Linked DNA regions of Homo sapiens: region 2 is linked to region 1. A link is a loop called in an ENCODE intact Hi-C map of the cell type or tissue named here. Cell type or tissue: A673. All regions are shown on one strand. Links, peaks and the distances in the headings refer to the core of each region. The heading gives the core; the rest is flanking DNA. Region 1 overlaps RASGRF2 (Ras protein specific guanine nucleotide releasing factor 2). Region 2 overlaps RASGRF2 (Ras protein specific guanine nucleotide releasing factor 2).

The links. Peaks named below come from ENCODE experiments on the same cell type or tissue, not always from the same donor. Only the 100,000 strongest peaks of a DNase experiment are listed, where the experiment ranks them.
Region 2: it touches region 1 in a loop (3-fold over the local background); 24 of 110 quality-filtered maps call a loop at or near these places.

The regions. Positions count from the first base shown.
Region 1 is chr5:80,962,719-80,968,106 of GRCh38, forward strand. The region is part of intron 1 of RASGRF2 (Ras protein specific guanine nucleotide releasing factor 2); the gene reads left to right. Among named protein-coding and RNA genes, the nearest start is that of RASGRF2-AS1, 4.5 kb to the left of the region's middle. In A673, for the core only: no CTCF peak of the experiment used is centred there; DNase peaks (open chromatin) are centred at 1,403, 1,953, 2,433 and 4,933; H3K4me3 peaks cover 1,887 bases; H3K27ac peaks cover 1,936 bases.
Region 2 is chr5:81,106,062-81,111,449 of GRCh38, forward strand. It overlaps RASGRF2 (Ras protein specific guanine nucleotide releasing factor 2), which reads left to right. Exons shown (of 27, transcript NM_006909.3): 13 at 2,935-3,017. Among named protein-coding and RNA genes, the nearest start is that of CKMT2, 120 kb to the right of the region's middle. In A673, for the core only: a CTCF peak has its summit at 2,542; a DNase peak (open chromatin) is centred at 2,540.

The sequences.
Region 1 (5,388 bases), core at 157-5,156:
TCTGGACTGTAATCTTCAAGACTGTTTTCTTTCTTGCACTTTAATAAGGAAACATAACTTCCAAATAGTTTGACTTTCATGCCACTTTCTAATGGTTGTCCTAAATAGGCCATCTAATGAAAAAATTGTTTTCCCTTTTTATGACCATGCAAATGATGAGTATTTCTCAGTCATTTTATTCATCTTCAAGAGGTTAGAAATTAGAATCTTTGGTGTTTGTAGATAAATCTGAGATGTAGAGAAGCAAGCATTCCAGAATGGATTAGGAGTTGGGCTGGGAAACCTTCCACATTTTGTCTTGCATTAGATGTGCTGCTGTGAGTTGGGTTAGCTTAGCCCACTGATGCTTTTCTCTGGCACTGCCAACTGGGTGTGTTTGAATAATTAAGAAGAAACTGTGAAAATAAGAAACAAGGAGAAACATTCTACCTTAAATCTACAGTTTATCCAGTTGGTTACCTCTCAGCTAATTTATGTTGCTGAGGTGCTTAGATCATCCAGACACTGAGACACGAAGGATCTGTGGAGGATGTGAGGAGATGAGCACATCCCAAGGTTTGCTTCTTTCTCCTTATATGCTTCTGGAGCTTTCCATATCAATATCTCCCTCAACACTATCAACACAGTTGAAGGTTAGGGCTTGAAACAGGACTTAGTGAGGCAGAGTCATTTTTCTTCACCAAGTTTCCGTGTTATTTCTTTAAGCACATCTCTTAATCTTTTCTCTTTTTTTCTGTTAATGAAATCTCTGTTTCCTAATATGTAAAAATTAAGAATTTGGCTAAGTTGGTTTCCAATTACCTTTCAATAATGGCATCTTCTATTTCTAAGGTTATGACAGACAGGGTGAGCTTTTTGCAGTGTGGAGAATGTGAAAGACCATTTCACAAGATTCAGAGATTACCAGTGTTTGTAATAAATACTGCATCTGAAAAGCCGAGGACAAGCAGGTGATTGAAGTGGACATTCTGATAAATTAGTTAGGTCAGCAGATGTGCAAACCTATAGTAACATCATTGCCTGAGGCAGAGACATTCTTATTACTCACATTGGAGGGCGACATATTTATTGTAATCCCCTTGACAGTTACAATAGTTGATGTAATTATTGCTATAAACTGCCTCTAAGCATTCTTGGGAGCTTAAAGTCCACATATCCTTCAATGATTTTTATGCTTATTAGTTGTGTTTTTAGGTAAGTTACAAGAAGAAAACACCCATTGGTTTGCTTCCTGTAAATAACAATTCAAAATAAGTTGGTTGACAACAACAAAAAAATCCGTTTTTTTTTTTTTTTTACACTTGGACTTAAATTGTTTCCAGTTAAGCAGAAAAAAGAAAGTCACTTTCCAAATATGCTTAGATTGTAGGAATATTTGCATTGCTCTATTTTTTTCATAGTGTTCTCAGATTTCACTTTGATGAGTCTTTGGAGGATTGCAAGGCTCTCTTATCAGCCTTCCATAGTGACTACTTCTTTGGGATAGCAATGGTGATATAATCAAAATGAGATCAGTTAAAAACAATTTTAAGTGGTTTATTTTCTCCAAAAGTGTTGTTCCTTTTCTTAAAAAGGTGTCCGATGGCACTTCTTTCTAGTTAAGCTCCATTTGTGGAAAATGAAAACCTCCCGTTTTGTTCCAGGTGAAGGAGAAAGGGAAGTTGTATTTAGCAAGTACCTTCTACATGGTAGGCTCTGTGCTCTTGGTGGCTGTTATCCTCTCTTACCTCATCTAATTTGAACTTCAGCTTTTGGAGATGATGAGTATTAACATCATCGTTATTATTACCTATTGCTAACACTGAAACTCAAAGACTTCTGGGGAGATGATCAAAGTCCAGTTGAAGATATAAAGACTAAATTATGTTGAAGAGTTCCTTACTAAGACTGTTTTTAAATCCACTGAGCAAATCTAGATGGATGGGGGCTTGGGGTATAGGATGTGAATCACTGTTTTGTTTATTCTTATTTCCTTTTCAAAACTATTTAAATGGCAGTTGTAATTCTTGAGAAATACGATTGCAGACCATTACATGTTCAAAGAAAAACGGGATTTATTTTTAAACAAGCAGTTTTACATGACATTACTTCAGGAATTCATTTACTTCAGGAATGGGGTACCTTTAAAAATATTTGCATTTAGGGTGAAAGTACACATCCCAGTTAGTCTGCTCTGTTTCAGTGGCAGTATCTGTCTTGCCTACTAGCAGGAGAAGACACATAGCAAAAAAGCCACCTTGATTCTTATTTTTCTGGTGGTGGTAAATGTTCTCTTCAGCCTGATTTCACTTGTTTTGGGGGGTAAAATATCTCTTTCGCTCTGGAGGTTTAAAGAAGTAGACATTTGCATTTGTGCTGAATTAAACATGTTGGTTTAATTTTAAAGGGATTAAAGGCTATGTGATTTCCTGTCACTTCATTACTAGTCATTTTAGCCTTCCTAAATTGACCACAAGCAGAGGATTTTAATCATCGAATGAATTAGGCAGAGCTGCGTGCGAACTCTGAAATATTTGTGGGAGATGGAGAGTGTGGATGGTGGATTTTCATACTACTTCACGTTGTCTAATTATAACCAACTCAACTTTTGTTTACTGAACACAAAGGGAAAATGGAATAATGATATTTGCTAAATCTTATACAATGTTAAAAAATATAATTTAGGGAACAAAATAATTTATTACTTAAACTTTGTAATTATCCTTCTCTTTAAAGTTAAATGAAAAAAAAATCTCATGGATTAGCAAAATTGAGTTATTTTAATTTTGGCTACACTAAGCCTTACTATTTAGATTGTTGTGTAAGAATTCAACACAGAAAAGTCCATCCCTGATGTGACAGATGTATTAATACATAAAAATGCATTATTGTTGTGAACAACTATTTTTCTGTGGGTTTCATTAAGTGACAACTAAGCGCATTGTCGAGGGGTAGAAAATACTTGTAGTGTTATAACAATTTTTCCCTTCTTTTGACAATTAAAAAATAGAGAAATTTTTCTCCCACTGGATGATGACAAGACCTAAAGCATGTGTGATAACCAAATGTTTCTGGTTTTAGCAAGCAAATGTCAGTGGTTCATTAAAACAATTGCTGATATTGCTGTCTGTTTAATGCAGATTATATTTTTAAATGGATTTTTTTCTGCAGTTTTCAATACTACTTAAATATGCATGCCACAGTCAGTATAATTTTAATTTTTTGGAATGAAATTACTTAGTCTTTATGATTATTTTGTAATGAAATAAGTCAGATTGACCAACCATATGGATTTGCTCAAGTCTTAAATTCTACTTTTCACAGGTTTAAAGTGGCTTTCTATTTTTATACCTATTTATTTGTTCTACAAGAAAGGGATATATGTTTGTGTGTGTGTGTGTGTGTGTGTGTATGTGTGTGTGTGGTGTTTATTCAGTTTGTTACCCTTCTACTATTTTCTACCGTTGAATATTAAACCTTTGTTAGGCGGTTATATATTGGAGTTTGCAGATTTTGATTTGTACATTAACATTTCAAGACCTGAGTTATAAATCCCATCTATCTATAATTTGGGGAGCTTTATTTTTCAGGACTAAGGATATGGAATGATTCTGTTAAATTACTCACAATATAAATTCCTCTCTGAAATTAGTTTACCTTAAACAAAGACTGTAAATAGTAAAATTTTATTGATATTTAAATGAAACTAGAAATGATATTTGTTAAATATCAACATAGCACTGTGATAAATGTTTGATTATTTTATAACATTTGGCCTTTATTCTAAAATCTAACCATTATTCTAAAATTATCCATTACATTTTTATTGGTGCAACTTTTAAATTTTAGCTGATTGAGAAGTTATAAATACATGAATTTGGTTCCGCCAAAGGGAATATGTTAGCATTTTTGCCCAAGGAGTTAAAAATGTAATTGTGTATATATTTAGAAAAAAACAGTAGCAGGTTTGTTGTTGTTGTTGTTGTTGCAGAAAATATTGGCATCAGTAGGTGGAACAGAGATGCAAAAAGCACATGGACTCACAGTTTTATTTTTTTACTGGCACTTGAAAAACTAATGATTTAATGAAAAATAAGGATTCAAATCATTTTTCCTAAAACTTATTACAGTGACTACAAAATGCTTCAAATATACTTTTAGGGAGAAAGCAGGAAAAAAATAACAAGTTTGAGTTGGTCTGTGTTTATTTAACTAATATACTACAGTGTTTCTTTTCTTTGTTAAAAAACTGTAAAGCAAGAAATGAGACAGAAAGTTGGGGAGGCCTATATAAGAATAATTTACAGCTTTAGATTAAATAAGTTAATCAGAATTTTAATTCTCATAAGATCTGAGAAGATAAAGATAAAATGATGTAAAAAAAGCAATCCTTAAAAATAAAATTTGTTGGCCGGGTGTAGTGGCTCACGCCTATAATCCCAGCACTTTGGGAGGTCGAGGCAGGTGGATCACCTGAGGTCAGGAGTTAGAGACCAGCCTGACCAACATGGCGAAACCCTGTCTGTACTAAAAATACAAAATTAGCCAGGCGTGGTGGAGCATGCCTGTAATCCCAGCTACTCAGGAGGCTGAGGCAGGAGAATCACTTGAACCTGGGAGGTGGAGGTTGCAGTTAGTCGAGATCACGCCATTACACTCCAGCCTGGGCAAAATAAATAAATAAACACATAACATCTCTTGGTAAAGAAATAAATAAAAATAAAATAAAATTTATTGATCCTTTAGTGCTTAATTAAAAAAAAATTCAGGTCACAATATCTGTTTTTAGCTCTTATGATACTTACCAGTATGACATTGTGAAGACCTGTGGTGATGGAAACAGCAGGGATATGAGTGGTACTTTTTATTATTTTCAGGGTACTGAAGTGTTTCATTTTGTCATTGTCTGATTTAATTTAGACATGCCTGATTCATTTCCTGGACTGTATTTATAAGCCCATGCCATTTGTGTGACTAATGTAAACAGTGGGGTCAGTTCTTTCAAATAGAGGGACTGTTGAAAAGCTAGGAGGTTTCCTGCATTTAGCAATGTGGAAATAGGGAGGTGATAACTTGGTCTAAGGCTCAGTAGATAACATTATAACTGATCACAAAAGAAGTCATGACGAGATAATGTCAGTGATTCATAGGAATAGGAGGCCACTCATATTAATATGAATTTGCTTTCTTTTAAGAATGTAAGAATATCAGTTTCTAGGTGAAGTGCTGGTGTTGTGTATGGTTCAGTTCAGGATTTAAACTGCATAGGATTCAGTCTTGGCTCTGCTACTTACCAGACACATGATCTTGAGCAATTTCTCTTTCTAAGCCTGGCTCCCTGCCTGGAATATGGAGATCCGGATAGTACCTGCTCCATCAGGTTGTTGTGAGGCTCACAGGCCAAGCTCT
Region 2 (5,388 bases), core at 135-5,134, 140 kb after region 1:
TGCTCTTGAGAATTCAAAACATAGACTGTCTAACTTTGTTTAAACTCTGGGTGATTCGAAAGACATTTGGCTATGTTTTTTTCCTTTTAAATATATTTGCATCAGAAAATTTAAAATTGCCTTATAACCATGGCCATCTTTGATTTTACCTTGTTTTTTTCTCTTGCTTTTATTCAGTAGTTCATCAATTTTTATTATTCCTTTCTTCAAAATATGTATGTCCACCCTTTCCTCTTCATTCTCACAGTCTGCCTTAGGGGAGGTATGAATCATTTCATTTACTGATTCAGTATTATTCTGATCATCCCTTGGGTCTCCATTCATTCTCCCCTCGTTTCCATTGAACGAATACCACCATGAGGTCAGTTTAGATCTTTCAGCGTAAGTGAGCTGCTTAGAAACCCTCAGTGGCTTCCCATCTGCCTATAGGATAAAATTAAAATTCAAGACTCCTTTCTCTATAGCCTGCCTCCAACTGATTTCTCTGTCCTCTCTCTTACTTTCTTCTCCATTATGAATGCGTGCACCAGCCAGCCCCATCTCTTCATTCTTCCATGTATGTTCCCACTTTGAAACAGGGCCCTTGATGTGTATTTTCATCAGGTCCTGACAGAACTTTCCCATAGAGAGGTAGTGTGGCCTTTCTTGGGGCACAAGAGGATATCCCACTTACTGGCAGCTTGGCTTGCTGGTTGAAACACTGACTCTACATAACTGGACACACAGGATGCAGCAGTTTCAGGATTTCTGGGAAAACACTATTTCCAACTTCCTGATGCTCACGACTTACACGAACTAGGATAAGAGAAGCAGCATTTCTTCAGTGTGAAGAAGAGCAGCCCCTGCTTTTTTCTAGAAAGTGTGAAACCTGTGCTTGCAACCAGACCAGCAGAGGAAGGATGGGCCTCTGAGTCACATTCTTTGGGGTCCACTACAGGGTTGTGTGTTTGGAATTGTACTTTCAGCTGTTTATACAAAACAGTTTGCCAAAACTTGTAGTTATTTAAAGATATTGTTGGCCAGGTGCAGTGGCTCGCACCTGTAATCCCAGCATTTTGGAGGCGAAGATGGGAGGATCGCTTGAGCCCAGGAGTTCAAGGCCAGCTTGGATAACATAGCACGAACCTGTCTCTACAAAAAAAAAAAAAAAAAAATCTCACTGTGGTAGCACACACCTGTAGTCCCAGCTACTCAGGAGGCTGAGGTAGGAGGATCACTTGATCCTAGGAGTTTGAGGTTACGGTGAGCTATGATTGTGTCACTGCATTCCAGCCTAGGCAACAGAATGACAGTGTCTCTAAAAAATAATAATAATAACAAGATATTGTTGAGGACATTGTTCACTACATTATTCAATATTTCTCTTGATGAGAACCCATGAGATAATTGTCCTGTCTGGTCCTAGACCAGGATTAATTGACTTTCTACTAAACTGTGAATTTCGTAGCTAACACTGAGTCCCTCTTTGAGTTGACTACTCCACAGCCCTGCTAATTTTGAGGCTCACTTCTGGCAAGCGCTCTCAACATAAAGTATGTGTGGTGGTTCCATTTCAGGCTTCGTCTTATTGTTTGCCATCCTTTATCTAAATCATCTCTGATTTTCTCACTTATCTTGACTCTGTCTTATTATATGTGTTTTTGTAATCCACTCGTGGGATAAGGTGGAGCATAAATTCACATATAAGCAAAAATGGCCAAATTTATAGGTAGATGATCATAATTATTTATATGAAAATATAACTCCAAATTACTTCCAGATGCTGTAGCTTAAGGAAATATATTGAAGGGGAGCTTAAAAATATTCTACTTACTTGCCACAAGTGGCATCCTTTATGCTTTGTAGTTGAAATAATGGCATAAGACATGAGGAAAACAAAGTTTTAAGGAAAAACAAGTATGAAAATGGCTGAAATACTAAGTAGACTGAATAGTCAGAATTCCAGTGATCTAAAGTTTCTTACCGGCATATTCACTCTTTTATTAGAACATTGGTGTTTAGGGTAGACCCTGAGTTCAGGACCTATGTGAGGTCACGTTGCAATCAGCTTCACTGCACTATTTAATTATAGCCACAAAACACTATATAGTATCATAGCGACTAGAAGCTATTTTTTATTTTAAAAATTGATTATATTTTTTCATTTTCCTGTTTTGTTCAAAGGGAATATGTATAAGTCAAAATAAATTCTTCTCTAACCCAAAATAATTACAGAGAGAAAACGCAAATTGATAAGGCATAGATTAAATAATGAAGGCAGAGAAAATTAGCACAGCTTCCTGAACTCTCCTCTTGGAAAAGAGAAAAAGATGATACAAGGCTTTAAGCATGCCAGAGACAGGAGAAATTACACACTGTCCCTTCACCAAACAGCATTAGTATCAGTAGGGGCTGCCAGAGGTACTAGTAAAATGTGGGAATTTATTGGCAAAGAATACCTGAGAAGCAGAGGCAGAGCTTACTAGTGAGACAGAAGATGAATTCCATCCTAGGAAGCCACTATTTCCAATCTGACTACTCTACACCACCCCCTGGTTGCAGAAAATGAATATAGCAAGAGCAATCATGGTCAGGTCCCAATCACCTCTCAAATAGCATTGGAGCTGCCAAAGAATTGTGACAAAGTGACATTGTGGTCAGAATTCTTGGGAAACACATTCAGGGGAAGTACAGCTGTTGTATCTGTCCTCAGGTATTTGTCAGGCATTTAGTTGATACAGTTTTGGTGTCTGAATACTGAATCTGTTCATCAGTGTATAATATTTACCTACTCTGTGTGTGTGTGTGTGTGTGTGTGTGTGTGTGTGTGTGTGTGTGTGTAAGAGACAGGGAGAGAGAAATTGAATGGATTCTTTTAGCTATAAACAATTGTGGGAATATATGATCTGCCTAGGCTTTCATGTGGGTTGTAATTGTCAACTTTTTATTTCACAGTGTGTGGACAATATACGATGTAATGGTTTAATGACTATAGTGTTTGAAGAGAATTCCAAAGTCACTGTGCCACATATGATTAAGTAAGTGTGAGAATCCTTTCCTTTACATTTTAATCAAGATTAAATTGGCGGAACATGTAAAACCTTGAATAAAATACTGTGTCAATAGAATTCTGCTTCTTGTTGAGAATATGTTTCTTGACAGGAATGCAGTGATTCATATGATTCCATTATAAATGAGACTATCAAAATGGTTTTTCACATTCACAGTTTATTAACTCATAGCATAGAAAAATTGTTTTTTATACTGTTACATATGTCTTCACTCAGGACAAAATCCTAAGATGTTCAAGTTCCATATAAAAATTAAAATAATAGGCCAGGTGCGGTGGCTCACGCCTGTAATCCCAGCACTTCGGAGGCCGAGGCGGGTGGATTACCTGAGTTCAGGAGTTTGCGAACAGCCTGGCCATCCTGGCCAACATGGTGAAACCCCATCTCTACTAAAAATACAAAAAGTTAGCCGGGCATGATGGCGGACACCTGTAATCCCAGCTACTCGGGAGGCTGAGGCAGGAGAATCACTTGAACCCAGGAGGCAGAGGTTGCAGTGAGCCGAGATCACGCCATTGCACTTCAGCCTGGACAACAGTGCAAGACTCCATTTAAAAAAAAAATACCAACGAAGACTTCAGTTTTGTGCCTGATCAGTTGTTGCTGGCACCCAAATGCATCTTTTGTCCCCCACTGTGGCAGTTTACCAGTGTCTACGTCCAATCTCATTTGTGTAACCACTTACATACAGACCAGGACTTTTCTGCCTTTGGGTGCACAGAGGTGACACTTAATGAACTGGAATTGTTCTCCTGTTAGGACAGAAACCTGTATCTTGGACTGTAAAGATTTTCTATTAAATCCAACATATCTATAGTACACTAGATTTATTCCCAAGGCAGAGTGAAGTTTTATGTATATACTACTATTTTTTCCCAGCCTTATTGAGCCTGATTATCCTCAATCAGAGGAAAGAGATTTTTGCAATCTCTGTTCCTTCTGATGGCTCTATTCTTCCCTGAAGTTTGTATTCCTCCCTATGTATCTATTTCCCTATCTATAAACTATGAAGAAAAATCCCAATGTTTCTCAGAGTTAAAAGAAAAAAAATTATCTTATTGTAACTGTGTCTTCTTACTGACAGGGCGTCACTTTGTAAGCACTCACTTCCTTTTAAAACTTACCAATTATAATAGATGATTTGGGTTTGATCTCTCAAGATTGCTTTTTAAGTGTTTACCAAAAAGGAGTTGCTGTTATCATAGGAGACTTCAGTAATGTATTATATTTTTCTTGAGTGTCTCTTAGGAAATAAAGTAAGATTCTACTCAGTGTAATAAAAGAAAGCTAAATAATTTCATAATATTTAATTTCTTTACTTAAAATGAAAATGTAATCACGATTTTGAAGGAAAGTGGTGTAATTAGTCAGTTTTATTTTAATTTCATGCTGGCTTCAACACATTTTTTGTCCTAGTGTTTCAAATAAGCTAATTATAGTCAAAAGATGCAAAGCTCAAAACTACAAATAGAATGTGAAAATCATGACGCTTATTAGGTGAAAATATCCCTTTATAGGGTATGTAGACTATGACTTCTTTTAATAATACTTGATCTCAACTTTCTTAGAAATTAGAGATTTTTTGGTGGAAAATGATGGGATAACAAGTGATTATCTAGCTCAGCCATCTTCTGGACAGGGTGATGAATTCATAAAATTTTCTCAGATCTTTTTACGAATGAGCAAATTAAGAACCAGAAAAATAAAGTTGGTTGAGGGACACATAGTGAGTGGAAGAAAGAGCCTTGTTATTTTCAAGAATCTCAAAAGATGCACTTGGGCATTTCAAGATCAGTAATGTAACTCAAGCTAACGGGCCACCCCAGTCAGCTCCTTGGCAGGGTGAAGCTGCTCATTGAAAATGCTCTTTCAGGCCTGCAGATGAAGTACTTCCATCTGCACTGAGCATACTTTGGGCTGGGATGTTTCTAAGAGCAAGCTAAGAAAGCAGTTGATTCCTTTTTATCCGAAAGAAAATAGATATATAATTTCAAATCCCTCAAAGCGCTGAAAGGGCTAATTAAAGGCATTCACAACTGATTCTCAGCCAACAGATTCTTAGCAAGCAATTGGCTCACTGAACGTCACTGACCCTACCCTGTAGCATATCCTTTAATCAAGTGGTGAAATTCAGGACTTCATTGATCGCCGGTCCTGAAATGCTGCAGTGAAGGTGAACAAGGGATCTCAGAAGGGGAAGTGAAAGCTACTGGTGGTCCTCGTTGTCCACTTGGAGAGGCTGCCAGTGCAATGGTCTGAAGGTGAGGGGTTCGGGGCAGCCAGATGGGAGGTTTTACAGAATGACAAAAGCAGTGGATTGCAGGATGGCAGTGGTAGG